2 separate regions of the Homo sapiens genome follow, and region 2 is linked to region 1. Evidence: chromatin loops called from intact Hi-C (ENCODE). Cell type or tissue: CD14-positive monocyte. All regions are shown on one strand. Links, peaks and the distances in the headings refer to the core of each region. The heading gives the core; the rest is flanking DNA.

What was found. A loop is a pair of places that touch in the nucleus more often than their neighbours do. Peaks named below come from ENCODE experiments on the same cell type or tissue, not always from the same donor. Only the 100,000 strongest peaks of a DNase experiment are listed, where the experiment ranks them.
Region 2: a loop joins it to region 1, with 3 times the contacts of the local background. A loop is called at or near these places in 3 of 110 quality-filtered maps.

Annotation. Positions count from the first base shown.
Region 1 is chr22:36,986,376-37,002,635 of GRCh38, reverse strand. It overlaps CIMIP4 (ciliary microtubule inner protein 4), which reads left to right. Exons shown (of 6, transcript NM_001163857.2): 3 at 333-799; 4 at 2,652-2,796; 5 at 11,045-11,155; 6 at 11,360-11,511. The coding sequence ends at 11,457. Among named protein-coding and RNA genes, the nearest start is that of CIMIP4, 13 kb to the left of the region's middle. In CD14-positive monocyte, for the core only: no CTCF peak of the experiment used is centred there; no DNase peak of the experiment used is centred there.
Region 2 is chr22:36,543,632-36,559,891 of GRCh38, reverse strand. No RefSeq gene overlaps it. Among named protein-coding and RNA genes, the nearest start is that of EIF3D, 23 kb to the right of the region's middle. RefSeq lists a silencer at 15,196-15,490. In CD14-positive monocyte, for the core only: no CTCF peak of the experiment used is centred there; a DNase peak (open chromatin) is centred at 7,341; H3K27ac peaks cover 459 bases; H3K27me3 peaks cover 384 bases.

The DNA.
Region 1 (16,260 bases), core at 2,702-10,701:
CCCTTGCTTGCGGTCACACAGCTAGGCCTCAAGGCGGGACAGGCTTAGGCGGCAGCCCTTGTTGCCCCAGGCAATGTGGACTAACCCTGCCCGTGGGAGGCACGCAGGCTGGCCTCTCTTCTCCCATTGTGTCTCCTAATTTCCCACCCATGCCTCTGGTTCCTGCGCTTCCTCTCCGTCCCTCTCCCCTTCTCTGGCTGTGGAGCTCTGGGGCTCTTTGTCTGTCCGTTTCCCCTCCTCACCCCCATCTCTGCCCCCTCCCCACCCTCTACTTTCTGCCCTTGTCTGCGTGTCTCTCTCCCTCCCCCTCTGTTTCTCTTTGTCCTGCTCAGGTACAACCACTTTCACCAGGGCCCATCTGAATGACAAGGAGGGCCAACAGGACTTGGACCCCTGGAAAGCGGCCTACAGTTCCTTGGACACCTCCAAGTTCAAGAACCAGGGTCTGTCATCCCCACAGCCCCTGCCCCTGGGAGCCAGCGCTCAAGGCAGCTCCCTAGGGCAGTGCCACTTGAAGGAGATTCCCCCTCCACCCCCGACTGCTGCCAGCAGGGATTCTCTGGGCATGGACCCACAGTCCAGGTCCCTGAAGAATGCGGGCTCTCGATCCTCCTCGAGAGAGAACAGGGCCACCTCGGGAGAGGGGGCTCAGCCATGCCAGGGGACGGATGACGGTCCCAGCTTGGGGGCTCAGGACCAGAGGAGCACGCCCACGAACCAGAAGGGCAGCATCATTCCTAACAACATTCGCCACAAGTTTGGGAGCAATGTGGTGGACCAGCTGGTCTCCGAGGAGCAGGTGTCATAGCAGGGGCCAGGAGGGTGATGCAGAGTCTTATAATGAGGACATAAGATAAACTCACTCTTGAGTACAGAGTCCCTATAATAATACCACTAGAAAGCAGTATCTCCTGAGCATCTGCTGTGTGCCAAACACTGTGCACTGTTTAAACTTCACATATAACAAGTTGTTACATCTTCCCAGCAACCCATGAGGAAGGTACTATTATTGTCCTCATTTTATAGATAAGGAGACCGAGGCTTAGAGGAGTTAAGTCAGTCAACCAAATTCACCTAACTGTGCGAGACGAGGGTGCAAACTGGGTCGGCAGATTCTGGAACTCTGATCCTTAATGACTTTGCAGTTAAAAGCCTTTTGTGTGAATTGGATGTTTTCCATGTGATCAAGTCTCCCAAAGAAGACAGCATTTAGTGGATGGATAGCATTTATTGGGAATCAGAAGACGTGCGTTTGAATCCTGGACCTGATCCTAAATGCTGGATGACTTTGGATAAGTTACTTACCCTCTCTGGGCTTCAGTCTCCACATCTGTAAAGCGAGGCAGTTGCACTAGATCAGGCTGACAAATACATGGTGAGCGTATCACAACCCTCCCAGCCTGCATTCATGGCAGACATCACTAGTCAATGCCAGCACTCTTTTCCACCCGATATAGCATTCCAGGCAGTCATTACAAATCAACTGACACGAGATAAAATTCATCTACCGTTTCTGGTCAAATGCTATGTTCTTTCTGTCCTGGCATTCTGAGACATATTTTTAAAGCCACCATCTCAACCCTCATAGCAACTGCATTGTGTGGAAGGTCAGGCAGGAGTTATTGCTTCCTTTATAACAGATAGTATAACCAAGTCCCAAGGAGGGGCTACGATCTGCTTGGGTCACAAAAGCTGGGGGTCAGGCTTCTCCTAGGCTCCCCTTCCACTCTGTCATCTTAAAGTGCAGTGACCCCACCACCAGCAAGTCTGGAAGGTCACAGTCTTGACATGTTCTGCCCCACTTGGAGGAACTTGTCCCAATTTGAGGTTGACTCTGTGGTCACCACCTCTCACCACCCTGCCCAGCCTTGGGAGAAGTCCTTTCTCTCTTCAGCCACCGTTGTCCCTGGCTGGAATCAAGAAATCCGTGTTTTCTGCCCATCTGTAACTTATGTCACAAGTGTCATTGAGCCAGCAAGTGTCAGAGCTGGAAGCCACTTCAAAGACCATCCAGTTCCACCCTGCCTTCACATTTTACATGTAGGGAAACTGAGGCCTAGAGTGGAGAAGAGGCTTGCTGAAGTCAACAGCTGATATATTGCAGAACTGGAACTCAAACCTAGGTGTCCTGCCCCTGGACCTGGGCTCAGCTTCTCTGTGTGTCAGTTTCCCTATTGGTATGAAGAGGGAGTTGGCCTCATTGAAAGTTAAGCACCCACCCAGAGCTGCCCTGTGTGGTGCCTCAGTTGTAGGAGGCAAGCCAGGGCTCTGTGCCCTGCCAGCCATGTGAACTGGGTGATCTTTGGTCTCCTGAGGCCCGCTTTCCTCATTTATAAAATGGTGGGAAGAGTGGCACCCTATAGAGACCCCCCGTCCCAATGTTGCAGGTAGCAGATGCTCAATGCTTGGAAGAGGTTTTATGATCATTAACTTGATGCCCCCCACCCACAGCAGTGCAGATGATGAGAGGAGTTGGGGCTGGGGCCTTTGTATACCCCAGCTCCCCAGCCCTGTGAATAGGTTGAGGGCTGCAGGCTACAGGTGGGATCGGGGTGGGGAGGGCAGGGTCAAGGGAGGAGGAGTTGGAGGGAGATATGGGGCTTGAAACTGCTTTTCCATCCCCTGTCTGTCATCCCTGCCTCCCTGCTCAGGCTCAAAAGGCTATTGATGAAGTCTTCGAGGGCCAGAAAAGGGCAAGCTCATGGCCCAGCAGGACCCAGAATCCTGTGGAAATCTCCTCCGTCTTCTCAGACTACTATGACCTCGGCTACAACATGCGGTCAAACTTGTTTCGAGGTCAAGTCAAAGGGCAAGGGTGGGGCCGTGAACACCCATGGTCTCCCAGGCATTGGGCAGGGAAGGCCTTTGGGGTTTCCACTCCATATGGGGTCTAGGACCCCAGGGCACATCTTCAAGGACACTTATTTCATGCCCATGTGTCCTCTATGTCAGCTTGCGAGTGCTGGGAACATCCAGTCCCCTGTCCTTGATGTGTGGATGATTCATCCCAGTTGGCAGTCAGGCACCTCTGGTCCCTCCCCTCCCATCCCCCCCTCCCCTCCCCTCCCCCCTCCCCTCCCCTTCTCTCCCCTCCCCTCCCCTCCCCTCCCCTCCCCTTCCCTTTCCTTCCCTTCTTTTGTTTTTTGAAGTCTCACTCTGTTGCCCAGGCTGGGGTGCAGTGGCACAATCTTGGCTCACTGAAATCACCACCTCACAGGCTCAAGAAAGCAACCCTCCCACCTCAGCTACCCCCCTGCCCCCATAAGTAGCTGGGACCACAGATGCGCGCCACCATACCTGGCTAATTTTTTTCTTTTCTGTTTTTTTTTTTTTGTATTTTTGCTAGAGGCAAGGTTTCACCATATTGCCCAGGCTGGTCTCAAACTCCTGGGCTCAAGTGATTCACCCACCTTGGCCTCTCAAAGTGCTGGGATTACAGGCATGAGTCACTGCGCCCTCCCCACCTCTTGTTCTTAATCTGCCAGTAGGAGGCCCAGGACCCAGTAGAACTGGGACTGCTGCTCCCCACACCCCTAGCCCCATCCCAGGCACCTTTGGTCACAGTGACAATATCAAGTTTCTTTGGTTCAAAGCTCAGCTCAGCCACTCACTAGCTGGGTATGACCTTAGGTGGGATCCTCAACCTCTGCAAGCCTCCGCTGCCTTCTCGGTACAGTGGGGATGATAATGAGAGTATGGCCCTTGCTGGGTCATTGGCAGGACTTTATGAAGTGCCACATGAAGGTGCTTGGCCGAGGCAAGTCGTGAGCACTCAGTAGCTGTCAGGCTATCATTTTTCTTCTCCAGAGCCTGGAGGTGGCGCCACCTGGGAAGAAAGGAAGGGTGGGTTGGAGGCTCTGACATTTACACAGGGTTTCCATTGGATCAGTGTAGTCCTGTTTGGTTGGGGTGGGGAGAGTGCTATTAGCTCCATTTCACGGGCAGATTTCAGATCATTTGCCTTAGAACTCTCAGTAGTCTGCATTGTGCCTAGGACTCAAAGTCAGGTGTTCCTTCTGCCTTCAAAGCCTCATAGTCTTTTCTTGACCACTAAGTCACCTCCCTAGCTATGATCCTGTTCCCAGGGTCTTCTGGATGGCTCAGATGCCTGTCACAGCACGCAGGGGCTTCTCTCTGCCCCACATTCTGGTTTGGCCTCATTGCAAAATGAGGCTGTTTCTGGTATGGCTCCTTCCTCTCTCCTCACTCCAGGCCCTCTCCAGTGCTCCCAGGGCCTGACAAACCTCTTCCACCTGGCTCGGATCCCTGTCACCTGAGGAACCAGGTGCCCACTGGAAGCCTTTCTGGAGTTTTCTCTGAGCTTGGAGAAGGGATGGTGTCAGGGAGGAAAGCGAGAATACAGTTCTGCTTGTTCTCTGTTCCGGGCCTTCCAGATCCTGCCTTCCAGTTCTCTCTTTAACAACTATCGGTCACCAAATAGCTATTCCATACAACTTTGTATGATAATGTCTACATAAATGTAAAATAATCTATTTTTAAAAATGTCCATGTCCCATCATCCCACCTGGGAAGTAGAACTGTGCCAAGGGTGTGCTGGAGCTCATAGCAAATTGCACCAGCTCACAAGAGGCAATTGTCTCTCTGAACTGACTGGCACATAAATGCTGTCTTAAAATTGGCCATGCTAGTAGTATTTACACTCTGGAAATTGGCAAACACTATGAATCAGGGCTTCACCCTGCCACACAGTGCTGTCAGTGTGCCCATCCATCTGTCCCTCTCTGTTTCCACCCACCCAGGGTTAGCCTTTATACTTGCTGTTTGAGGTTGGTGAGGCTGGTATGGCTGCACAGGAGTGAGGCAGAAGACATCAGAGGAAACAGGCTGGGTCGTGAAGCCTGCTGGAAGGTCTTTACTCGGAGTGAGATGAGAAACCAAGCCGGGATTTTAAGCAGGAGAATGGCCCTGTTTGGCTCAGGTTAAGGGCTCACTCCAGTTGCTATGGGGAGAATGGACATAGGGAGATGGGGCAGAAACAGGGAAACTGGTAGGAGGCAGCTGCAAAACTCCAGATGGGACAGATGATGGTGGCTTGGTGTTGGAAGCTGGGCTAGTGCACCTGCGCTATTTTGGAAGGCACCATTGTGCAATATAGCAGCTCAGGGAGGTAATGGTGAAGGTGGCCTGATGTAGTAGGATTCTGGATATTTGTATAAGGCAGAGAGAAAAGAATATGCTAATGAATAGATTTTGGGGTGAGAGAGGAATTAACGTTGACTTCAACGTTTTGACCTGAACAACTGGAAGGATGAGATGGCTATTTACTGAATTAGAGAAGCTGCCAGGGGGAGCAGGTTGAGGGACTCCTATCCTATGCTAAATCGTAGATCATCTTTTACACAGTCTTCTAAAATTTTTAGTTTTGCTTTTCACATTTAACTCTTTAATCCACCTGGGGTTGATTTTTGTTTTTAGTATGAAGTAGGGATTCATTTTCAAAAACTGTAGATGGCTTTTGTGAGTTTTAGCCATTTAAGAAAGTAGTAAAACTGAGGCTTGAGGAAACTTTAGGCAGCTTGCCCAGCTGTATAAAGAGTGAGATGACGAGCTCAGGCATTCCTTGGGCATCTGTGTGCCCAGCCCTCAAAATAATGGAACAACAACACCAGAAATCTTTCCCCAGTAGGGATTCATTTTCAATTCCTTCTTTATGTGGGTTACTGACTGCCTCAGTACCTTTTATTGAATAGGCTCATCTTTCCTCCCGGTGACCTGCAGTGGTACTTCTGTTATCCATCAGGTTTTGACACATGCATAGATCAGTTTCAGGCTCTATTCTGTCCATTGGTCTAATATTACATTTTTAATCACCAAAGTATTATAAGTAGCCTGATATCTGGTCAGGCAATACTCCCACTACCACCCCTCCACCACCATCACCAGTTAATGTCTTGGGTTTCTAGGCCCTTTACTCTCCCATACAAATGTTATTAATAAACAGAAATTTCCATGAAAAACCCTGTTGGGATTTTGATTGGAAATACATTGAATCTACAGCTCAATTTAAGGGCTGTTGTCAGCTTTATAATGAATTTTCTAATATATGAATATGGTATATACCTCCATTAATTTAAGTCTTCCTTCGATATCTCTCAGTAACATTTTGTGATTTTTTTTTTTCTATAAACATCATGCAGGTTTTTTTGTTAGACTTACTCAGGAGAATCTCTTTTTTTGCTGCTGTTGAAAATGATATCTTTTTAAAATTATATTTTCTAACTTTGCTGCTGATACCGTATACACAAATGCAATTTTTGTTTTTGTATATTAATCTCGTATCCAGAAGCTTTATGCAGCTCACCAATTAATTCCAGTAATTAGTTATTGATTCTTTAGGAGTGCTTTTGAATAGTAATAATGGCTACATTTATGCATAGTATTTAACATATGCCAGGTACTGCTCTGAGTACTTTATATATATATTTTATTCTGCACATGAATCCCATGTGGTAAATGCTACAATTCCCATTTTTTTTTCCAGATAAAAAATAATTGAGTCATGGAAAAGTTAAATAACTTAATTAAGGCCACACAGATAGGGACGGTCAGAATTGGGATTTAAACCCTGCCAGTCAGAGGCTAGAGTTTAAATTCCTAAACACTAGGCTTTTCTTACCTTTATATCAGCATCTGGCTGACCTCTCTAGGACAATGGTGTCTATAAGCAGGAAAAACAGGCATCCTTATCTCCTTCTTGATTCTAACATTACATCATTAAATATAATATAGTCTGTTTTCATACTGCTGATAAAAACATACCTGAGACTGGGTAATTTATAAAGAAAAAGAGGTTTAATAGACTCACAGTTCCATGTAGCTGGGGAGGCCTCACATCATGGTGGAAGGTGAAAGGCACGTCTTACACGGTGGCCGACAAGAGAGAATGGGAACCAAGTGAAAGAAGTTTCCCCTTATAAAGCCATCAGATCTCATGAAATTTATTCACTACCATGGAAACAGCATGGGGGAAAATGGAGCTGGCTCTGGGTCTTAGTCTGGCTTTGGGTGTCCTGAGAGTTTGGTGAACTTCATGTGGGGAGAGTATTGGCATGGCCGTGAGTCCTGGGTGTATAGGCTTCCCACAGACAGGGCTGCGGGGGAACCATGTGGGATGGCCTGCAGGAATATGGCCACGGTGAGTGGCCCTTTGTGTATTTTCTGCCTCCCAACTCACCGTGGCTCCAGCTTCAGAAGGAGGTCAGAGCAGAACACCCCTGTGGGCTAACATGAAGGTCCTCATCTGCTCCATGCAGCAGGGCTGGGAGGGGAGAGTAGAGGGTCAGCCCATGGTAAGGACAAGCCACATACAAATCAAAACCTTGGCTGGGCTCACCTGGACATTGTGTCTTTGAGTCACAGAGCAGGCAGAATGGTAGCTTACGTCCTGTCCTTTTCCCTCTGTGTCCAGGTATCCAGGGATCCCTGAACCAGCTTACCAAGGATTTTCTTTTTTTCACTTCTTTCCATTGTTGGAATTCTGATTTCCTCTATTTGGTGTCTTCCTCTTTCTTGGTTTGCTCTCTTGTCTTTGGGGTGGATTCCATCTCCCAGCTTGATGTGACTGTCATTGGAGAACACAGCCCTGTAATGATTTCAATCCTTTGAAATTGTTCAGATTTGCTTTAGAGCCCAGTAGATGGTGATTTTTGTAGATGATCTGTGTGTGCTTAAGAATAATCTCTCCAGGCCGGGCGCAGTGGCTCACGCCTGTAATCCCAGCACTTTGGGAGGCCGAGGCGGGTGGATCATGAGGTCAGGAGATCGAGACCATCCTGGCTAACAAGGTGAAACCCCGTCTCTACTAAAAATACAAAAAATTAGCCGGGCGCGGTGGCGGGCGCCTGTAGTCCCAGCTACTCGGGAGGCTGAGGCAGGAGAATGGCGTGAACCCGGGAAGCGGAGCTTGCAGTGAGCCGAGATTGCGCCACTGCACACCAGCCTGGTGACAGAGCAAGACTCCATCTCAAAAAAAAAAAAAAAAAAATCTCAGGAGGCGGAGCCAGGCAGATCACAAGGTCAAGAGATCGAGATCATCCTGGCCAATATGGTGAAACCCTATATCTACTAAAAATACAAAAATTAGCTGGCATGATGGCGCATGTCTCTACTAAAAATACAAAAATTAGCTAGGCGTGATGGCGCACGCCTGTAATGGCTTCTCAGGAGGCTGAGGCAGAAGAATCGCTTGAACCCGGGAGGCGGAGGTAGGCGGAGGTTATAGTGAGCGGAGATCGCGCCACTGCACTCCAGCCTGGTGACAGAGCAAGACTCCCTCTCAAAATAATGATAATAATAATAATAATAACAATCTCTTGGGTAAGGGATTCTGCATTTGTCTATAGAACAGGCTTGTTAATAATTTCTGCACAAATCTTCTAATCCTTATTAATATGCTTTGCTTGATCTATTAGTTACTAAAATATGTGTCTTTAAATCTCCCTCTATAATAGCAGCTTTGTCCATTTGTCCTGTGGTTCTGTCAATTTTGCCTTATCTATTTTGAGATTATTTCAATGTAGCAAGTTCAGAATCATTACATTACCTTAATGAATTGCAATTGTTTTTGTTTTTCATCGTGCCGTTGCCCTACAGTCTATTTCACCTGATATAGTTAGACCAGACTGCTTTTGGTTAGTGTTTGCCTGGGTATATCTTTTTCTGTTCTTCCATGTTTATCCTCTCTTTGTGTCCTTTTAAATATGCCTTCAATGATACATACCTGGAAAACATTTTCTGTAGTGTCATCATCTGGTTTTTAACGAATGGGTTTAATTCGTTCATATTGATTCTCGTTACTGATATAGACTATTTGGGTTTATTTCCATGATCTTATTTTTCGTTTTCTATTTGTGCTGCTTTTTCTTTTCTTTTCTTTTCTTTTTTTTTGAGATGGAGTCTCACTCTGTTGCCCAGGCTGGAGTGCAGTGGCGCGCTCTCAGCTCACTGCAAGCTCCGCCTCCTGGGTTCACGCCATTCTCCTGCCTCAGCCTCCCAAGTAGCTGAGACTACAGGCGCCTGCCACAACGCCCGGCTAATTTTTTTTTTTGTATTTTTAGTAGAGACGGGGTTTCACCGTGTTAGCCAGGATGGTGTGCTGCTTTTTCTTTGTGGCTTCTTTTTCTCTCTCTTTTTGGATTTACATCAGCTTTCTTATTTTTCTCAATCTGATATTTGTTCTTTTCTACTCCTCTTATTCTTTGAGTGGTTACCTTTGACATTTTTATATGCGTAATTAACAAATTATAAAGTTAATCTAGGCATTTGTGTTTTCCTGAACACTAAGGGCCTTAGAAGGCTTTAACTTTGGCTGGGCGCCGTGGCTCACACCTGTAACCCCAGCACTTTGGGAGGCCGAGATGGGCGGATCACAAGGTCAAGAGATCCAGACCATCCTGGCTAACATGGTGAAACCCCGTCTCTACTAAAAATACAAAAATTAGCTGGGTGTGGTGGCGCATGCCTGTAATCCCAGCTACTCAGGAGGCTGAGGCAGGAGAGTAGATTGAACCTGGGAGATGGAGGTTGCAGTGAGCCAAGATTGAGCCACAGCACTCCAGCCTGGAGACAGAGCGAGACTCCGTCTCAAAAAAAAAAAAAAGAAAAAAAAAACTTTAATTAACTTTAATTACTCTCCCGACCTCCACCTCAGCTTACATGTTATTATTTTATAGAATTTATATATGTATTATATATAGGATTTAGATATATGTATATATAGAATTTATATATATATTCTCGGCCTCCCAAAGTGCTGGGATTACAGGCGTGAGCCACCGCGCCCAGCCCACATCTTTTTATTTCTTTGTATTGCATCCTAATATTAATTTCTTTAGGTATATCTTCCAGTTTACCATTTTCTCTCAGCTTTATTTGATCTGCTATTTTATCTGTTAATTGAATTTCTTTTTAAACTTTTATGATGGCAATTTTCAAGCTTATGGAAAAGAAGAGAACTTAGTTTATAAATAGATGTTGCATATACCACTCAGCCTCAACAATGATTAATACATAGCCGATCTTGTCTCATCTTTTCTCCCACCCATCCACTCCCACCCAAGATTATTTCAAAGCAAGTCCCAGGCATCTTATTGCCATGGAGTTTAATTTTTTTTCAATTATTATGTGTTTCATTTCTGAAATTCCGTTTGCTTCTCTTACTAATCTATCTGCTCTTTCTGGATGGTTTCTTACTCTTTGCTTATATTTTTATTCTCTCTTATGGTTTCAATCATTAAATATAGGTTTTTTGTTTGTTTGTTTGTTTGTTTGAGACAGAGTCTCTCTCTGTTGCCCAGGCTGGACTGCAGTGGCACGATCTCGGCTCACTGCAACCTCCGCCTCCCGGGTTCAAGCAATTCTCCTACCTCAGCCTCCTGAGTAGCTGGGATTACAGGAGCCCGCCACCACGCCCAGCTAATTTTTGTATTTTTAGTAGAGACGGGGTTTCACCATGTTGGTCAGGCTGGTCTCGAACCCCTGACCTCGTGATCCACCCGCCTTGGCCTCCCAAAGTGCTGGGATTACAGGCGTGAGCCACTGCCCCCGGCCTAAATATACTTATTTTGTATTCTGTATCTGATCATTCAAATCTTTGCTAATTTGGGAGATTTTGTCCTTTGGTGTTTCTGCTGACTCTTGATCATTGCAACGTATCTGCTTGTGCATGTTTGAATTTTGAAAACAGAGATAAGTTTTCCTAAGTTACAGGTATTAGTTGCCACTTGCTAGATGTCTTGATGAATGTCCAATAATTTTGTCTTTCCAACCATGCAAAAAAATCTCATTTCTTGGTATAGTTGAAGACACTGAAGCTCAGAGAGGTTAAAAATTTCTCTGAGGCTATACTACCCATAAATAATGGAGTCTGGGTTTGAACCCAAACGACTTTACTTTGAAACCCTTCCCACTCTCCTTCCGTTCCACAATTTACCATCCGTAGAGGAAACTGACACCCAATATAAGCCATGGAGTACCCGACTGCCACTGAATTGGGCACTTGGGGTTTCTTCATGGTATTCTACAGGGGCTGCTGAGGAGACAAAGAGCCTCATGAAGGCTTCTTACACACCAGAGGTCATTGAGAAATCAGTGAGGGACTTAGAACACTGGCATGGCAGGAAGACGGATGATCTGGGTAAGTGAGGAGCTGCGGGTGATGGGAGGCAGGGACTGTCCTCCACCAGCAGGGTGTGTTGGCTCTAAGGGTCAGAGAGAAACCAGAGCAGGAGACAGAGCCGGGGTGGACTTGGAAGAGGTACGAGTCATCCCTGGGGTCTGGGCAACTCCAGAGACTGCCAGATGATCTAATCTGTGCTGGCTCTTCTCCTGCTCGCTGTAGGGCGGTGGCACCAGAAAAATGCTATGAACCTGAACTTGCAGAAAGCACTGGAAGAGAAATATGGAGAAAACAGCAAATCCAAGAGCTCCAAGTACTAGTTTTGACACAGTAGAGGTGTCTTCTACTCAAATAAAGTGCTAACAATAAGGAAAGGCTCAGGTCCGAGTCCTCCTGTGCTTGGTGCCTTTCTTCACACTGGAGTAGAGGCCGATATGTGGTGTTGGAGAGACCAACTGGGGGAAGATAGAAGCCCTGGGGTCCCAAACTATTCCCTAGTCCTCCCTCCTGCACACACATGCACACACACGTACCTTCATCCATTATCCCAGGAAAGGACATGAGAGCTGGGCATGACTCTGTCTCAAGCCCAGGGTGCCTGGCTTCTCCCACATGCCCTATGTGAGGGGGTCCTATAGTGGACACTGCTGGATCTTACCCTACATGCTCTTCCTAGAAGATGCCAATTATTCCCAGACATCCATTCCTCCCCCACGAGACACGGACTTCAGAGGAGTTGGCCACACACATTTCCTCCAATCTAGTGGCGGGTTTGATTGGTCTCATGGTGATTCTTTACCCCTACCCCAACCCCACCTCTTGCACGTGATTGGTTCAGTCATGCACATATGACTCAATTTGGGCCAATAAGATGCAAGGAAACGTGTGGATGCGTGCAGCCTTCTGGGAAATTCTTTTCTCAGCTGGGAATGCTGAGAGAGCATCCATCTTTCCTGATGTAATGAATGAGGAACCATGCAGCCCAGACCACTCCTGCCAGACACCTATGACCAGAGGAATTGCAGACCATGCAGCACATTCTGGGTCCTCCATGGCCTCGCAGAGCTGCTCCATCAACTTGGCCAGAAGCTGCCGGCCTCTGGACTTCCTGTAATGTGAGCCTGAGGTCTCCTCATTGTTTAAGGAGCCAAAAGCATCCTCAGACCATAGGGGCTTGGAGCCCCAGGGAAGAGTCCCCAGATAATGGGTTCTAGGTCAGACGGTTCTGTTTTCCAGTTGATCCTGAAGCTTTTCACCTGATGAGTCTCTAAGCCCGCAGCACACTCCACCCCGAGATCACTGACTTGCACCCTCAGACCGTGCTCTACCCATGGGTTATTTATTATTTGCTGTGTTCCAAAACACCACCAAAACTTGTGGGCTTAAAATGACATGATCCTTAATTTGCTCATGATTGAGCAATTTAGGCAGGGCTCAGGAGGTACGGCTCATTTCTGTTCTGTATAGCATCTGCTGTGAAGACGCCTGCTCCTCTCCCATGCCTAGTGCCTCAGCTGGGATGAGAACCACAGTGGGGGGCTGGCTGATCATCACTCTCTCTCATGGGACCTCTCTTCGTGGCTCACTTGAGCTTCTTTTGGAATGGGGACTAGGTTTCAAGAAGGAGCCGTCTCAGGGGACAAGATTCAATGTGCAATGGTTTATCAAGCCTTGCACTGGCTTGTCAATGTCCCTGTGGCCAAAGAGACATATGGCCAAGCCCAGACTTTGTGAGAGGGGACTACATAAGAGTATTACTGTATGCAGGAATGGTTCATTGGCGACCTCAAAATAATAGTTTGTCCTGGTGGTCATCTTGCTTTTGAAAGATCAAAAGCGAGAGGAAGAATCAAAATCACTACTGGGAGAAGAGGAGACATGTTCCTACTTCTCCCTCAACTGCCCCTCCTCCCACAAAAGGGAATGACTTACTTACTTTTTTTTCTTTGTCTTTTCTTTTTTTTTTTTTTTTGAGATGGAATCTGGCTCTGTTGTCCAGGCTGGAGTGCAGTGGTGTGATCTTGGCTCACTGTAACCTCCGCCTTCTGGGTTCAAGCTATTCTCCTGCCTCAGCCTCCCGAGTAGCTGGGATTACAGGAGTGCACCACCATGACCAGCTAATTTTTGTATTTTTAGTAGAGATGAGGTTTCACCATGTTGGCCAGGCTGGTCTTGAACTCCTGAGCTCAAGTGATCCACCCGCCTCAGCCTCCCAAAGTGCTGGGATTATAGGCGTGAGCCACCACGCCCGTCCAGGAATGACTTAAAGGTAGGGTTGGATCAGAATGCAATACAGGGAAGTGAATCTGACTTGATTTAATATTCATCAAATATCTAATTATGTGCAAAGTGCAGAGTTCAGTTCAACTTCTTTACTGGGTACCTAGTTTCTGCAAGACACTGTTCTGGGCACTGGAAACACTAGACTTTGTCTTCATCAACTACTATGTGCCCATCACATGTGACACCTGAAAAAATGAGCCACCCAAAGTCTTGTGGCTAAAGCAGACTCTGTGCTGTTCTGACATAGAAATGATAACGTGGCAAATGATTATGTGCCACATGGTTTATATACGGAACTGTATTTCATCCTTACACCAGTCCTCAGAGCTGTTATCACTCCCTTTATGAAGATGAGGAAACTGAGGCTTGGAGAGGCCAAGGAAATTGTACAAGATTATATGCATAGGAAGCTGGGGGTGCAAACCCAGGAATTTCTATCCAAAGTCACTTCTACTCTACCAGGCAATCGTACTGCAGTGTACGTAGTATGACAGTGCAGTGCCTAACAGGGCTGAGTGTTTGTGGTGCCTGTTGACGGAGCACCACAAACACTCAGCCCTATTAGGCACGGTGAAAACAGCAATATGAATGCAATACAATATGCAATATGCATATGCAATATGCAATACAGTCCAGACCTCAGAGCTTTGCAGTCTGCAGGAGATTGATGTGGAAGAAGCTGCCTTAGAGACTTATCTACCCATGATATGCCCCTGCCCAGCCCTGACCAATGAGCTGGACGTGCAAAAATAAATAAGACATGGCGCCTGTCCTCAAAGAGTTCAGAGTCTGGCGAGAAGACAAATACATCAGTACATAGATGCTCAGAAGTCTTACACATGCGGTGAGACGTTCACGTGGGGCCAGCAAAAGCACAAAGGAGAACGTGGTTAGCTCTGCCTGGGATGGGGTAGGGTGCCGGTCATATGGTAGGCTTCATAGAGGAGGTGGCTCTTGAGATGAATCATGGAACATGAATAAGGATGTTCAGGTGGACTGGAAGAGGCACAGCATTCCAGACAGAGGGCATGGTATGCATGAAACTGCAGCATGATGTATTTGGCAAGCTGCAGGTAGCTTGTTAAGCTTGGAAGGTAGGGCTCCAAGGAGGAACACAGAGGTGAGGTAGGAAACAGAGAGTCTATGCCTGGACCGGGCTGTCCTCTGTGAGGGCCTTACATTTGAGACTCAGACCTTCCTTCTAGGAATTTACAGTCTGGCTGGAACATAAAGAGTTAATGACTAAAGAAGCCACACGGAAGAGTTGAAAAGATGCTCATTATCCCCAATAATCAGAGATGCAAATGAAAACAATCCATCAGGTTGGCAAGAATTAAAACGCAAGTGTAGATGAGAATGAGGGAAATGGAAACTTTCGTACCCTTGATGAATTATGAGCCAAGAGCCGTGGGTGAGTATTTAGCAAAATTGAAATTATATCATACAACCTACAATTTCCATTTCTACACAGCCTAGACAAACCCTTGAACATGTATATAGGGAGTGCGTGCAAAGATCTCCATTGCAGCATAGTTTACAATAGGAAAACAACCTGGCAAGTATTAAAAGTTCTTGTTCTCAGCTGGGTGCAGTGGCTCATGCTTGTAATCCCAGCACTTTGGGAAGCTGAGGTGGGCACATCGTTTGTGGTCAGTGGTTTGAGAATAGCCTGGCCAATGTGGTGAAACCGTGTCTCTACTAAAAATTCAAAAAAATTAGCCAGACATGGTGGCAGGTGCCTGTAGTCCCAGCTACTTGGAGGCTGAGGCAGGAGAATCACTTGAACCCAGGAGGCGGAGGTTGCAGTGAGCCAAGATCGTGCCACTGGACTCCAGCCTGGGCAACTGAGTGAGACACCATCTCAAAAAAAAAAAAAAAAAAGTAAAACAACCTAAATGCACTTTAGCTGGACAATGGACAAATGGGATGATCTATGGCAGTGGAAAGAAATGAACCACATCTGCATGTATCAGCATAGGAAGATCTCACAATACATCATTGCGGGTGAAAATGACAATCTGCAGAACGACCCCTACAGCAGGAAATGTACTGTTGATGTAGCCTTCAAAAGGGACACACAAAACCAGTCCATTGCTTATGGGTATGAGTATGGAAGGTGAATGGGAAGGATGCCACAGAAATCCAACTTCACATTACATTTAATTTAGTGCTTTTCAGAAGCAGCTTTACAAGACAGAGCTGCCAAAATGCTTTCTGATGAGATAACTAAGATGCTAGCAAGAGTGTCTGAGAAACACAGTGTTGGTGAGCTGATCTAAAGTTAAGTGAGCAATTTCAATGTTGACATAAGGGAACAAATGTCTCATGTTTTATGACTTTGTCTCAGTTAAAGATTCATCCTCAGAAAGAGGAACCCTTTTTAATTAAACATTGAATGTTCTAGAGAGAGAAAAGCTGTAATCTTGGCAAAGTAAATAAAATATGCGTAGATTTTTTTTAACTTAAAGAAGGTCTTTTATTTCACTGGCGTGGTTCCCAATAGCATTCCTTGTTCTTCATGTTCCTGAGGTCCCTAGATAGCGGAATTCACAATGATTCTTAACTTTCAAGGAGGCACAGGGGCCAGGTAGTACGTAAGCATTAATTCATATAGTGAAAAAAATTGGTCACACTTCAATTCATGCAGGGCCTCATTTGCCCATTGTGACTCAAAACCATCTTCATAATTTCTGTAATATCCGTGTACCACTCAAGGGAACACCAATAAAATCAATTTAGGTTGCTTTAACCCAGGATACAGTAGATGAGCCTGCCATGGCTATAATCCCAGTCCAGATCGCCCCCTGGTGGCAGTATGTCCAAATTGCAGGCCCAGAGAT
Region 2 (16,260 bases), core at 3,143-11,142, 440 kb after region 1:
TCCAGGGCAAGAGTAGAAAGGGAGGCTCACTCTCCATAACTTAAGTCTGAAGATTTAACAGCTGCACATCGAACTAACGACCTTAAAAAATGGTCTATCAGCCAGGCGAGGTGGCTCACCCCTGTAATCCCAGCACTTTGGGAGGCCGAGGAAGGTGGATCATGAGGTCAGGAGTTCAAGACCGGCCTGGCCGAGATGATGAAATCCCGTCTCTACTAAAAACACAAAAATTAGCCGAGCGTGGTGGTGGGCGCCTGCAATCCCAGCTACTCGGTAGACTGAGGCAGAGAATTGCTTGAACCCGGGAGGCAGAGGTTACAGTGAGCCGAGATCGCGCCACTGCACTCCAGCCTGGGTGACAGAGCGAGACTCTATCTCAAAAAAAATTAAAATAAAATATAAAATAAAATTTAAAAATATGGTCTATCCTCTGTCCTGGCAAATATGTCCTTGTGACAAACTAAAATGTTAGGTTTGAATTTAGAATTCTCAACCTCCTCTGCATTCTGCTCCTCAAAGTAGCAGCATGGGGCAAGCCCACCCTGGAACCCAAGACCACAGCTCCCTGCCCATGACCCACCCCTCCTCCTTTCCCACTTCCAGCTCCACTCAGCACGTTCAGGGCATCTCCCACAAAGTGGGCACACATCCCAGCCTGCACACCCAGCTTTCCCAAAACCACTGCTTAAGGCAGGAGGACATGGGTCCTCAGGAGGACAGATGGCAGCCAGCCCTGGAAGCCAGCACGGCAGGACTCTTGGAGCAGAAATTCTACAGCAGCAGGCATCAGACGAGTGTCTAGCAAAGGGTAGGGCTTGGGGTGAGCACATCGCCTTGGCCTGTGAATTCCTCACCATGTGGGAAAGGGCCTGGTCTGAGGAGGGCCAGGGCAGGGTCCCCTCTTGCTCTTGTTTAAGGCCAACACAGCCTCTCTCTGCCTTTTGAATGTAGATTTTAACACTCAGAGCGCAGTTTAAGGACCAACTCCCAGAGGGTCAGGTAGAGGCCACGGAGCTCAGAAGACCTCTCCCTTCACGGAAGTCACAGGTGGAGGCCAGCAAGGGCAAGCGATGTGTCCAGGCTTACACAGTGAATCGGCTTCAAGCAGGCACAAGGCCCAGGGCCTCCAGACCTTCCAGCATCCCTGGCCACCTGCCTCAGATGGAGGTTTGAAGCGTTCCTCCTTCCCCCTCTTCCATTCATGCTTCAGGCTTAGCAATTCCTCCTTGCAGTCATGCTGACTTCACCAAATCCAAAAACTTCAAAGCCTCTGCAGGGAGTGAGGGAAGGTGCTGCTGTGTTGGTGAGCGCCTAGACCTGCCTAACAAGGAGTATTGGTTTAGACTGACTTCTAAGGCCGCTTGGTGAAAGCTGGCTGGCAGCCAGCAACTGCCTGCTCCCCCAGGGCACAGCTCTGGAAAGAAGCATTACCATCACCAGGGGAACTTTGCACTGCCTCCCCTGCCCATCATGGGCTGGGCAGTCACAGACATGAATACTTCCGTGTACTGAAGCCAACTCCTGTGGGCTCATGTGAGCCAGTTATGTGCATCTCTTCCCAGCTAACTCCATATTCCATGACGCCACAGCAGCAACTTGAAGTCGGCCATGGTGGGAACATTTACACTACAGCAATGGGCAAATGCTGCTAATCAGGGCTTATTTTTCCTTTTCTTTTCTTTTCTTTTTTTTTTTTTTTTGAGACAGAGTCTCACTCTGTCACCAAGCTGGAGTGCAGTGATGAGATCTTGGCTCACTGCTACCTCCGCCTCCCAGGTTCAAGTGATTCTCCCGCCTCAGCCTCCCAAGTAGCTGGGACCACAGGTGTGCGCCACCACACCCAGCTAATTTTTGTATTTTTAGTAGAGATGGGGTTTCACCATGTTGGCCAGGATGGTCTCGATCTCTTGACCTCATGATCCGCCCACCTTAGACTCCCAAAGTGCTGGGATTACAGGGTGAGCCACTTCGCCCGGCCCAACAGCATTCTTTTTTTCAATGAAGAGCCGGTTGTTAAACATTTGCCAGCATATCACTGCATCAATCTGTGGGCATGGTGTGTGCCCAGAGGCTCATTCATGGACATCTCAGAGACACATCCACACCCCACAGTGCATGTGCATTTGTGTATGGCCACATACATGTTTCCATGTGTGCACATGTGCGTGCACACACACACATACACACCCACACACGCTTCTGGAAGTAGATCCATTCACACAAATATACTCAATCAGTCATCAGCCTTTATTGATCACCTGCCCCAGCAAGCCTTGATCTTGCTGCCAAGAGTACAGGGATGACAAGGATGTGGACTTTCCTGCAGGAAGCTCTCAATAGAGGCAGAGACAGGGACAGGTAAGCAGAGACTGACCAAGAAAGGTGATAATGCCACCACAGGGGGAGGAGGGTGAACGAATAGGGGGTGAGGCACATGGAGGAGGTGACGCTGGGGCTGAGGACGTACATAGGCACTGCACATGGTTCTCCACATGCTTAGTCCCTAGGTCCTTGGAGACCCATCTGTGCACTTCCATGCACAGGCCAGCAGACAGGGTGCATGCTATGTCACAGACGCTCGCATCTATGTGGACACACAGACCACATGTGCATGCTTGTGCACCCACACAGACTCACAACATCCATCAGAACAAGGGAACACAGCACAAGGTCAGATGGCCTCACCATATCTGTCAGAACAAGGGAACACAGCACAAGGTCAGGTGGCCCATTTCTGTCACCAGGTGCACCCCGCCCTGAAGCAGTGAGCCCATCTTTCCCTCACTCTGGCTCGCCCTCTCTCCACCACTCTCTCTCTCTGTCCCCCTGTCTCCCACTCTCTCCTGTTCTGGCTCCCTTGTTTTTTCTCCCTCCTCTCTCTTCCACCGAGTTACCAGCCTCTGTCTCACCTCATCCACTATGCTGCAGAAGGGATTCCAAGGGGAATACGAAGTCAGTCATATGAAACCCAGGCACCTCTGTCAGTCAGTAGGGCTGGAGGTGGAGACAGAAATGGGGCCCCAGATGGGATCTCTGAGGCAGCCCTTTGAGATGAGTCCCACAAGATCAAGAACATCCCTCCCACCCCATTCATTCCAGGCCCGGGATGAACTATCACGATCCTGAAACAGTTCAAATCTCAGCACCTCACGGGGAGGTAAGACAGGGATGTGAAACTCAGATACCAACCTCAGGCAGCATAGAGCTAATTGTTGGGGGGACAGAGGCGGGAAAAGGTAGGACTGGAGCTAAGCCACAGCTTCACTATGTCATTGTCTTACTCGAAAACTTTCAGTGGTTCTCTAGCACCCTCACAGTAAAGCTTCAAAGCCCTCCTTGGTTTGGAAGTCTGTTCATCTATCTTGCCACAGCAAATTGGGATTTATTGAGATTCTACAATGTGTCAGGCACTGCCAGATCATGGTATCATAGCCCTATTAAACAGGCATTATTATCCCATTTATAGGTATGAAAACTGAGGCTCAGGGAGGCAGAACGAGGGTTCTACCTTGAGAACGAGAGAGGCAGTATGAGGGTTAAGAAGGTGGGCTCTGGACCAGGCACGGTGGCTCACGGCTGTAGTCCCAGAACTTTAGGAGGCCAAGCTGGGTGGATCACGCCAGCTCAGGAGTTTGAGACCAGGCTGGGCAACATGGTGAAACCCTGTCTCTACAAAAAATACAAAAATTAGCTGGGCATGGTGGTGCACGCCTTCAGTCCTAGCTACTTGGGAGGATGAGATGGAAGAGTCACTTGAGCCCAGGAGTTCAAGGCTGCAGTGAGCCATGATTGCATCACTGCGCTCCAACCTGGGCAACAGAGAGAGACCCCGTCTCAAAAAAAAAAAAGAAGAAGGTGGGCTCTGTAGCCACATTGGCAGGGTTCAGATCCGCAACTTTGGGCAAATTATCCACACGTCAGTTGCCTCATCTGTAAGAGGGGAATGATAATAGCAACCACCTTATAAGGTTGTATGAAGTAAATGAATTCAAGACGTGAGAGTAGTGCCTGGCACATGGCAATTGTAATGTAAGCTCACACTTACACAGCACTTCCTATGTGAGTGAACACTCAATATCTGTAGCCATGGCACCAAGATATCCTTAGAATGTGGTGGACTGGGGTTCAAAGGTGGGGGTCTCTGGATCCAGAGCCCTCATTCATACCCATTATTCTGTCCTGCTTCCATCATCTATACACACGAGCATGCGCGGAGACCTGTCGGGTCCCCTAATGGAGAGCTGTGCAGGATACAGAAGGGCAAGGAGAAGGAAAAGGGTGATTCTTCCTGGCAGGGGTGTGGAGATCTGGGTTATAGAGGTGGTGTCAGGGAGTGTTGTACAGTTCTGAGTCGTGAAAGCCCCAGAGAACTGAGACTTAGGCCATACCCATCTCCTTTCTGGTGCTATATCAGCCTGGGCTGCAGCCACAGAGACTTACACTGGCTCTTAGGAACACTTCAAGACCACTCCGATGCCTTGCATTCATTCATTCATTCATTCATTCATTCTTTCATTCTTTCAGCTCCCACCACATGCCATTCACTGTGCTTAATGCTGGGGATAGCTGCAATCAAGACAAACATGGTCCCAGCCTTCTGTAACTCATGTGCTATAGGAAGAAAGGGAAAATTGGCCAGGTGCGGTGGCTCACGCCTGTAATTCCAGTACTTTGGGAGGCTGAGGCAGATGTATCATGAAGTCAGGAGTTTGAAACCAGCCTGGCCAACGTGGTGAAACCCCATCTCTACTAAAAATACAAAAAATTAGCCGGGCATGATGGCGCATGCCTGTAATCCCAGCTACTCGGGAGGCTGAGGCAGGAAAATTGCTTGAATGCAAGAGGTGGAGATTGCAGTGAGCCAAGACCATGCCACTGCACTCCAGCCTGGGCAACAGAGCGAGACTGTCTCAAAAAAAAAAAAAAAGAAAAGAAAAGAAAAAGAAAAAGAAAAAAGGGAAAATTAGCAAGTTAAGAATCAAATAATTATATAATTATAGATTATTGTGAATGCTATGAAGTAAGTGCATTGGGGCAATGATTTTTAGAATATCAGCTACCCAGGAGGCTGAGGCAGGAGGGATGCTTGAGACTAGGAGTTCGAGGCTGCAGTGCACTATGATTGCACTTGTGAACAGTCACTGCACTCCAGTCTGGGCAACGTAGTGAGAACTTGTCTCTCTAAAAAAAAAAAAAAAGAGAGAGAGAGAGAAAGAGAGAAATTTATCAGGGATTAACCTCTCTTTAGATGACTGGAAATTCAGTGGCTTAAAACAGCAATACCATTTTATTATCTCCCACAGTTCTGTGGGCTCAGTTGGGTGGTTCTTCTGTTCCGTATGATGTTAGCTGGGCCTGCAGTCATTCAGGGGCTCACCTGGGCTGCAGCACCCAGGCTGGCTCACGCACATGGCTGGAATCCATGCTGACTGTTGGCTGGGGGTTCAACTGGGCTGTTGAGCTGAACACCCCATTTCTCCCGCTGTGTCTCTCTATGTGATATGGGCTTCCCACAGCATACCAGCTGGGTTCCAGGTGGCAGGAAGGAGAAGCTGCCAGTCATCTGAAGGCCTCACCTCGGAAGCCTCAGTAAATTACCTCTGCCACATTCCATTGGCCAAAGCCAGGCCCAACGCCCGGCCCACTTCCAGGAGGAGGAGAAATAGAGTCTGTTTCTTGATGGGAACAGCAGCATACACAGGAGAGGCCAGGAAGCACTGGGAGTTGTCTTTGCAGACCAGCTACCACAACCCCTTTAAACAGAGCAGTCAGGGGAGGCCTCCCTAAGATGCTGACTTTCAGCAGAAATTTGAAGCGTAGGAATGATGAGCCAGGCAGAAGCAGGGGATGGGAGAGAGCAGAGGGCTCCAGGCAGAGGGAACGGCACATGCAAAGCCTCTTTTTCTTTTTTTTTTTTTTTTTTGAGACGTAGTTTTTGCTCTTGTTGCCCAGGCTGGAGAGCAATGGCATGATCTCAGCTCACCACCACCTCTGCCTCCCGGGTTCAAGTGATTCTCCTGCCTCAGCCTCCCCGAGTAGCTGGTATTACAGGCTTGTGCCACTACTCCCAGCTAATTTTGTATTTTTAGTAAAGACCGGGTTTCTCTATGTTGGTCAGGCTGGTCTCGAACTCCTGACCTCAGGTGGTTCGCCTGCCTCGGCCTCCCAAAGTGCTGGGATTACAGGTGTGAGCCACCACGCCCAGCCACAAAGCCTCTTTTCTGAAGCAGGGAAAGAACCTGGCTTGTGAGAACATCTCAAAGATGACTCCAGTAGTTATCCTGGGTGAGCAAGGGGACAAGTTACACAGGATAAGGTGGAAGAGGTGGGCAGGGGTCAGTCCTCTAATCCCGGGGTCCCCAATCCCTGGGCCTTGGACCAGGGCCACACAGCAGGAGGTGAGCAGCGGGTGATGGAGAATTACCACCTGAGCTCCACCTCCTGTCACATCAGCGGCAGCATTAGATACTCACAGGAGGATGAGTCCTACTGTGAACTGTGCATGAGAGAGATCTAGGTTGCCTGTTCCTTATGAGACTCTAACTAATGCCTGATGATGTGAGGAGAAACAGTTTCCCACCCAGTATGTGGAAAAATTGTCTTCCATGAAACTGATCCCTGGTGCCAAAAAGGTCGGGGACTGCTGCTCTAATCCAAAGGGAAGGCCTTTGAGTTATATTCTAGGTGCAAGGAGAGCCACTGATCCAGACACAACAGGGAAAATCACCACTGGGCTTTCCATGCAAACTTCACCCAGCCAGAACCAGGGCTCAGGGCTAAACACTGTGGCAATGGCCCGATATAAGAAAGGCATTTTTCTTTCCTGAAGCTCGTGATTTTATTTGAATTATTTACTTGCAGGCCGGGCACAGTGGCTCACATCTGTAATCCCAGCACTCGGGAGGCCAAGGCGGATGGATCACCTGAGGTCAGGAGTTCGAGACCAGCCTGGCCAACATGGTGAAACCCCATCTCTACTAAAAATACAAAAATTAGCCAGGCATGGGCACCTGTAATCCCAGCTACTTGGGAGGCTGAGGCGGGAGAATCACTTAAACTCAGGAGGCGCAGGTTGCAGTGAGATCACGACATTGCACTCCAGCCTGGGTGACAGCAGTATTCCATCTCAAAAGTAAATAAATAAATTAAATTAAATATAAAATGAATTATTTACTTGTAATTTGTAACCCATCCTTTTCCATTCAATTCAATTTCTATTTATTCAGCTTATTCTATGAGTAGAACAGCTTACAGTAAGACTTATGAATAAAAGTCTGTCAAAGGTAGAAGACCAAAACCATGGAAAGGGGAAGTAAGCAGTTTGACAAAAAGCACAAGCTTCCTGGCAAGCAAGGCAAAAAGGGAAACATCATACACTCTGTAGCTTTCACTGTCAAAGTCAACACTTCAGTTGCCGTGGAGAAGAAAATCTTTTTTCTTGATCTCATGGTCTCTGGGGAGCAGAGAAAACATACATGAAACAGTAATTAACAATTCAGGGCTACAACTAGAGAAGGCCAAAAGAGTGCCCTAGGCAGAAGCTGGGATGGAAGTCTTCCAATCTTTGCATCTCAGAGCACTCACCCCTTGAGAAAAGGCAGGAAAGGGCACGCAGGAGAGCAGGGACAATGGAGTTGGAAAGGTCTGCATTTGAAGCCCTGCTCCACCCTTCGCCAGCTGCATGACGAGCTCAAGAGATAGCTTCCGTCGGTCTTCATTTCCTCATCTGCAAAATGGGTTCAATAATCCCCGCATAGGGTTAGCTCAGAGGACACACTGGAATGAAAGCTCCTGGCATAGTAGCTGGTACGTAATAGGAGTAGTCACAACCAAAGCTGGAATCTATTAAGCTCTCCCTTTGTGCCACGCATTAATTTAAGCACTGCATGTGTTAATGCTAAAGGCAACATTGTGAGATAGGTCTTATTATCCTCATTTTACAAATGAGGACATGGAGGCTCAGAGATGTTAAGATATGTGCCCAGGTTCACACAGCAGGAATATGGTGGAGCTGAGACAATAAGCCAGGTAGTCCATTGGCTGCAGAGCTCACCTCCTCACCGCCACACTAACCCACTTCTCCAATAGTGGTTTCCTTGCCCCCTTCTCTTTCCCTTCATCCCCCAATACACTGCTGAGTACTCACAGCTAACTGGAAGCAGCTCCCTCCACAAAGCCAAAATCCCCGTCCCACTAGCTCATCTCACTCTCACCTCCTCCCCACCCTTTGCCTCTCTCCTTGTCTGAGCTCTGTCCTCTGCAATTCATGAAAGCCAGAACTGAACTCTCCTCACAGGACAGCCCTTCAGAGTCCGTTGCTTCTGCTGAAGGGCATGGCAAAGGATTAACAGAGGTGAGATGCAAAGCTGGCCATGGAGAATGGGGAGGATTCTTCCCATGGGCTCCTTGAGGGCAGAGGCATGCCTCACTTATCACATGTGTGTGGTACATGGCAAAGCCCAGTAACCTTATGAGTTGAATAAAGGTGAATTGAATTGAATTGAACTGAAGCGGATTGCAAAGTTGAATGGATGGAAGGTGGGTGGGTGGATGGATGAATGGATGGATGGATGATTGAATGGATGAATGGGGGGATGGATGGATGACGGATGAATGGATGGATGATTGAATGGATAGGTGGGTGGATGGATGGATGATTGGATGGATGGACAGGTGGATGGATGAATGGACAGGAGTGACCACCGCTGGTAGGGAATTCTGGTAACTGAAGGTACAGAGGTAGGAATGCCCAAGGTGTGTTGGAAAACACTGAATAAATTAGTGTGATTGGAGACGAGGACTCATGCTAGGGAGATGCAGAAAAAGAATAAATATCCACACTCTCCCTCCTACAAGGAGAGGTGGAGGCACTGGCAGGTGCTGTACAAGTTGTGTGCTCCATGGCTGCTGGGAAGGGAGGCGTTAACAGCAGGATGGTTCCTGGCCAGCTGCAACCGGGGTGACACTGACAGATTACAGCGTGTCCTCCGCACTAATAACACTGCGGCGTCCTCCTGCCATTCCCCAGCCAGCTCCAACTTCAGTGGATCAATACCAAAAGGCGCACACTGAAAATCCCCAGCCAACTCCCTCCAAGGCTTGGATGCTTCAAAGCACAGAACTGCAGAGTAAAAGGATCTCAGCGATTTGCTTATTTCCTGGGCTGGGCGCTCCCTGGGGCCAGGGATGGTGTCCTATTCACCTTGGCTTCCCTGCCCCATTACAGGACCAGGCAAGGACAGCCCTCTCCCAAAGTTTGCTGAGTGAAGGAATCTACCTCCTGGCCATTGCGAGTCCTCACAAACACATCTGTGTGGCTCACAATCCCTCAGCCTCTACTTGCATACCTCTAATGACAGGAGGCTCTCAACCTCCCCCAAGCAGCCAGAGCCTGCCTTTATTGGAAAGCTCTGATGATTAAAATCATCTTCTCTATTCTTTTCTTTTCTTTTTTTTTATTTTTGAGATGGAGTCTTGCTCTGTTGCCCAGGCTGGAGTGCAGTGACACGATCTCAGCTCACTGCAACCTCCGCCTCCCAGGTTCAAGCGATTCTTCTGCCTCAGCCTCCTGAGCAGCTGGGACTACAGTTGAGTGCCACCACGCCCAGGTAATTTTTGTATTTTTAGTAGAGACGGGGTTTCACCATATTGGCAAGGCTGGTCTCGAACTCCTGACCTCGTGATCCGCCTGTCTCGGCTTCCCAAAGTGCTGGGATTACAGGTGTGAGCCCCTGCGCCTGGCCCGTCTTCCCTATTCTGAATTAACCCCTCCTCTTTTATTTGTCCGTGGTCTTCTATTTCCCAATTTCTTCCTTTTCCCTGGACACCTCTTTCCTCCTCTCCCAAACCATCCAATATCCCAGTCCTCATTTCCTGGGGTACTGAAGTCAAATAATTAAGGGGAGGAAGAAGGGAATTAGCATTTATTGAGTACCTTCCCTAGTTGAGATAAGTCAGAAATGTCCACGTGCCAGATGCAGTGGCTCATGCCTGTAATCCTAGCACTTTGAGAGGCTGAGTCGGGAGGATCACTTGAACCCAGGAGTTCAAGGTTGCAATGAGCTATGATCATGTCATTGCACTTCAGCCTGGGCAAGAGAGTAAGACCCTGTCTTAAAAAAAAAAAAAAAAAAAAAAAAAAGCCTCATGTTATTCCTATCTCACAGATGGGGACTCTGAGGCTCAGAGAGGTTAAGAAACCCAGAATCACACAGCCACACAGGGGCAGAGCTGGGGCTGTGCCTTTCCAGACCGCAGGCACACAGGATGGATGTTTCCCACATCTTCTTGGCCTCAGGTGAGTCTAGAAAGGACATAACTGGTCCCCTAATGCCCCGAGGGACTTGCTCGAGGTCACAAGAGCAAAGGGGTTGCCCAGATCGAGGCTCTTCCCCCACAGCTTGTTGCTTCCCTCCCTCTCCCCCACCCAAATAGCATTTCTCAGGGAAGAAAACCTGGGCTCCTTAGAAAAACAGCTGATTCTAGGAGTGGGGCAGGGAAAGAACGAGAGGAGGCGGGGACATTTTGTTCTTCCAGGAAGCCAGGAAGTGAACAGACTATGGGGACTGGGGCACAGACTTAGGATCCTCAATGCATCAAAAAGAATGGGAGGACACCAACTCATTATATATCAACTGGCTTCTAAAAGGGGAAGTGGGAACCGAGCAAAATAACATGTATTACATTGTATTACATATAACATGTAAAGTACACATATGCATGCATGTATAGGTGCCCATCCTGCCTGGGAGAGCTCTGCACACTGTGGACACTTGCTGAGATGCCGCCCTGAAAACCTCTGGGCAGGCATTCCAAGCCCCTAGCCCATCCCAGCCCGGCATCTCCCAAGCCTTTCCCTGCCTCTCCCTCTACAGTGAAGATCAACAGGGACGAGGGGCTTCCGTGTGGCGCTGACCCGCACAGATGCCTGGAGAGGAATTGGCTTGCCCAGAATCCCCACTGGGCACTGGGACCAGATCTCCCGGGCTCCTGAGCCCATGGCCTCCTTCCCAGCCCAGTCCACCCAGCTTCCTGGTTCGTGTGCATGGCCTGCTGAGCTGGAACTGCTCGAGAGTCAGCACGAGCCTTAGAGAGGCTGTCCCAAGCCAAGCCCGCAGGCTGCCTCTCTTCCTCTTACTGTGCCTTCTGCCCTGCCAAACGCCTGCCGGCTATGACAGCCCCGCAGCAGCCGCTCTCCCCTGCCTCGTCCCTGCTCTGTCTCTCACCAGGCCTCTGCAGTCCCCATTTCCTGTCCCCATCTGATCACCTCACCCCCAGTCCAGGCCCACACAGTCACACTTGTGCACACAGACCTCTTGATGTCCACGTCCCTACCCCCTGCCATCCTCATCCCACCCTCCAAGCCCGCCCACCCTTTGTCCAAACCAGCATTTAATGGTGACACTTGTCAGGCTCTCAGAAAAAGTCAAGATCTAAACCCACACTGGCTCTTCCCAAAGCCCATGTTTGTAGTTAACAGGCACTTGTCTTGTCTTGCTTTTTGTGCTTATGTCTATATAAAACACCTCTCACAAAACAAACAGGCAAAGTCTCTAGAAAATAAAAAACACAAGAAAGTGTAAGAGTAGTCACCTCTGGGGAGGGAGGGAGGCCAAGGTGGGCAGATCACGAGGTCAGGAGTTCAAGACCAGCCTGACCAACATGGTGAAACCCTGTCTCTGCTAAAAAATACAAAAAAATTAGCCAGACGTGGTGGCATGTGCCTGTAGTCCCAGCTACTCAGGAGGCTGAGACAGGAGAATCGCTTGAACCCAGGAGGCAGAGGTTGCAGTGAGCCAAGATCATCCCACTACACTCCAGCCTGGGCAACAGAGCGAGAATCCATCCCAAAAAAAAAAAAAAAGAAGAGCAACCTCACTTGGGACTTTTTGAGCCTTTTGAATTTTGTACCCCATCCGTGAAAAACCCATACACTTCAGCTTTAGTAAAGGTGACCATTAAAAAACAAAAAAGACAAGTCCTGACTCCACTAGTACCAGTTTTATGACCTTGGGAAAAACTTATGTCAGTATCCCAAGTCTCAGTTTACTCGTGTATAAAATGGGGATGATCACAGTACCTGCCTTATAAGACAGACAATAAACCAAGGCCCAAGAAGTGCTTAGCACCACGAAATAGTCAAGGCTCAGTAAACATGAGTGATGGGCCTCTCTTTGCCCACCTTCTCCATGGAACTCTGAGCTCCTAGCAGAGCTCCCAGCATGGTGATTCCCTGACAAATACAAGATGCAATTCACAGTCCTCAGAATAGCTTTCAAGGCCCTCCCTGCTGGTACCACTGTCTTTCCTACTGCATCTGTTACCCATCCTCAAACACATGACTGACGCCCTTTGACAGCTCCTGCCCGTACATACCCCACTGCCCCTGATGCTTTCCTTCCCCCAGTCCTCATGCACCTTTCTTTGTCTGGTTATCTGCAAATTCATTTCATCCTTCAAATCCTGCAAAACATCTCCCCCTCTTGTAGCCTTCACACTGTGCCACTAGACTTGGTTACCCCGTGGCACTCAGTACAGACTTCTGGGCAACTCAAACCAAACCGCATTGCTAGCTCTTTGCCCTCCATCTCCTCCACTGCTCTGGAAGCTCCAGGGGGACAGAGGCTGTGTTTGCATACCTGCATTCTTAATGCTTAGCATGTAACAGGCACTCAGAAAACGTTTGTTGAATGAATGAATGAATCATCCTGACCACTCAGCTACTTGGTGCCTTCAGGAGCTGAATTACGGTGAGTCATTCATGTCCTGCAAATGCTACACGGTGAAGGCAGTGACCTCCTCTCTTTGCAGTCTCCAGCCCAGAAGCCACCTCTCTCAGCCTGCACACCCTCAGAGAGCCTTCCAGGAGCTGTTCGGCATTGCAGCCTACAGGGAATCCCCCTGCCTCTCCTCTCCCTGCCACAGAGGTCTGTGGAAGCCCTCAATCAGAAGCCGTGCTAGGAGTGGGGATGGAAAGACAAATAAGATACAATCCCGGCCCTCACTGATGAATAACAACCTGGAGGAGATAGATGCCTGGGTCTGCCTCATTCCATCCACCACCTATAATTCATCAAATGCCTACCATGTGCCTCTCTCCCCCGTGCCTTTACATAAGTTCTGTCACCCTCCGTGCCTCAGTTTCCTCCTCAAGTGGGACAGAAAGACCCACCCGATCTAACGCATCAGGACTGCTTGGCAGATAGAACCAGATAATCCACGTAAATTGCTCGATAAACTATGAAGCCCTGTACCGATGTTATTACGGCTATTATTAATATAGCTAAACATAACAGTATTGAATAACTGAAGCCCTCCCCGGAGCAATCACAGTCACTTGCACATAGTAGGTGTTTAATTGATCTTTGATGCGTTGAAATGCAGTCCGGGGGGCGGGGGGTGAGGGGTGGGTTGGGCCTGATTTTTCATGCGTTGTGGAGCAGCGCCATCATGTGCCCACACTGAAGAACACACAGACCTTCTGGCAGAGTGCTTTGACGGACCCAACGGGGAGGGGCTGCTGAGGTCCCTTTAGGACAAATACAAGGAAAAGTCCGTTTGACGCCACGGAGAAAGGAGAAGTTTCTTCGCCCCTAGAGGTGGTACAGGCTCAGAGCATAAACAGAGGCAAAAAGGGTTTGAAACAGCATTGTGGATTATTTCTATCAAGGAGTTTTTGGGAGATATGAAGCACCCAGGGAACAACCCAACCACGTGGTCAAAGCCTGGTCTTGTCTCGTCCGGTCTGACCCTGTGGAAGGTGCTGTTTAATCTTCATCTCAGAAGACTTGAGATCAGGTGTGGTGGCTCACGCCTGTAATCCTAGCACTTTGAGAGGCCGAGGCGGGTGGATCACTTGAGGTGAGGGGTTCAAGACCAGCCTAGCCAACATGGTGAAACCCCTTCTCTACTAAAAATACAAAAATTAGCAGGAAATCGCTTGAACCCGGGAGGCGGAGGTTGCAGTGAGCCAAGACCATGCCACTACACTCTAGCCTGGGCAACAGAGCCGGACTCCATCTTAAAAAAAAAGAACAAGAAGTGAACTTGGCTCTGCCACTCTGCCATACTCAAGCTGTGTGACCTTGAGTAGACGGTTGCCTTCTCTGAGCTCCAGTTGTCTCATCTGTGCAATGAGGTCATGATCCCTGCACCGGCCACCTCAAAGAGTCATTGCGAAGATCAAATGGCGTAAGAGAAGCATAAGTTCAGAAATGGTCAAGTGTTATACAAACACGATGGGTGGCAATCATTCTAATTTCCAATCACAGTAATAACGGGCATTGACTGAGCTCTACACTGTGCTAAACCCTTTCACACATAATCTCACTTAATTCCCACTAAACCTTACCAAATGTGTACTCTTAAGAGGCCCATTTTGTAGATGAGGACATTGGAGTTTAGAGGAATTTGAAATCTTGTCCAACCAAAGTCACACTCAACTAATAAGGAGAAAAGTCAGGATTTGAACTCAGGACAGTGGGACCTCCTCAAAGTAGGAGAGTCTCAATAGTTCCAGCCACAGACATGGGATTTAAGGGGAGCCCCAGATAGGCAGGTAGATGCCTTGAAGAAAACAAAAGAATTATTGACATTTCTTTTGCCCAGGAAATTCTGCTTCCTTCCCAACTCTACCCTAGTACTCGCTGTGACCTTGGAGCCTCCCAGGAGAGGGGAACCCTTGGGCTCTGCATCCAGGGCCCAGTTCACACCCAAAGTCAGAGAATCCCAAAGCATTCCCTTCCAGGGTCCAAGCCTGACCAAAGGCCATGCGTGCTCCTTTAAGGGACTGGCAAGGGCAAAGTGGGGGATGGATCCCCTTCAAGGTCACTGTTAAACAGATGGTAACAAAATCTCTTGGGAGAAGGTGGCTACTTGTCAACAGTCATAATGACCCTCAGGTATCTAGAGTCCTCTTGAGCTAATGAGATGTCTGAGATTGCCTCCTGTCCACTTTCCCAACGTTTGGCCCTCAGAACACTCCTTTGAGGTCAGAATCCTTAGCTCTACCTTACAGATGAGGAAACTGAGGTTCAAGGAAAGGAAGTGACTCATCTGAGGTCATACTGCAAGTAAATGGCAGAGACAGGACTCAAGTCTAAGATTCCAGAGTACAAATCCTCCTAACTCCCGAGGAATCCAGAGACAGGGGAGGTAGAGTGGCCCAGAACTGTTTCTGGTTGACAGCTCTGGTTCTAGGGAAAGTAGTCCAAAAAGGTTTCTGGTTGGTAATCCTAGTTCTAGCCCCACTTCTGCCATCAGCAGGCTGTGTGACCCGAGATAAGTCACTGGGCCTCAGTCGCTTTATGCCAGAGATTCCTCGTGAGCTCTGACTTTGCGTCCTTTATTCATGTCCTTGAGCCATAAAGATGAGGGTGTTCAGCAGCATCTGCAGGTTTTATAGAGAAGCAGCTGTGACTTCGCCTCCCTTGGGAAGCTTTTCCTGACTGCCCAAGGCTGAGTTATTATTGCTCATCGTGCTCTCACAGCACCCACAGCATTGCACTGCAACTTATCAGCAAACTCCCACAGGCCCCAGCGGCAAACATGCATGACTATGAAGAAGTTTGAATCTGGTGCAATAGGGAGTAGTGGGGACTGAGGCAAAGTAGAGAGCCCCTGGCCAAGGGGGCAACTCCTATTCAGCTCCAGCTTCTTCTCGTATCGCAGGAAGGCCAGCCCGGTGTTGCCAGATCTTAAGAGAAGCCAAAAAACTAGATTTTTAGGTGAAATCTGCTTTTTAAACATAGACGCAAAATATATTTGATTAAGGACTTTATAGGTATTGCAGCCCCTGGATTAGCCACATCTACTTTCCCCATTAGACTCTGAGTTACTTGACTGGGCACAGTGGCTCACACCTGTAATCCCAGCACTTTGGGAGGCCAAGGCGGGTGGATCACTTGAGCTCAGGAGTTCAAGACCAGCCTGGCCAACATGGTGAAACCCAGTCTCTACTCAGAAATTACCCGGGTGTGGTGGCGGGTGCCTGTAATCCCAGCTATTCGGGAGGCTGAGGCAGGAGAATCGTTTGAACATGGGAGGCAGAGGTTGCAGTGAGCCAAGATCGTGCCATTGCACTCCAGCCTGGGCGACAGAGTGAAACTCCATCTTAAAAAAAAAAATAGACTCTAGGTTACTTGATAGCATGGCAAGGTCTCCACCTGAACGCTGAGTGACCAACTCGGGGCCTGGTTCCTCACGAGTGACCAGTGATTGCTTTTTATTTATTTATTTTTTTTTTTTTTGAGACGGAGTCTC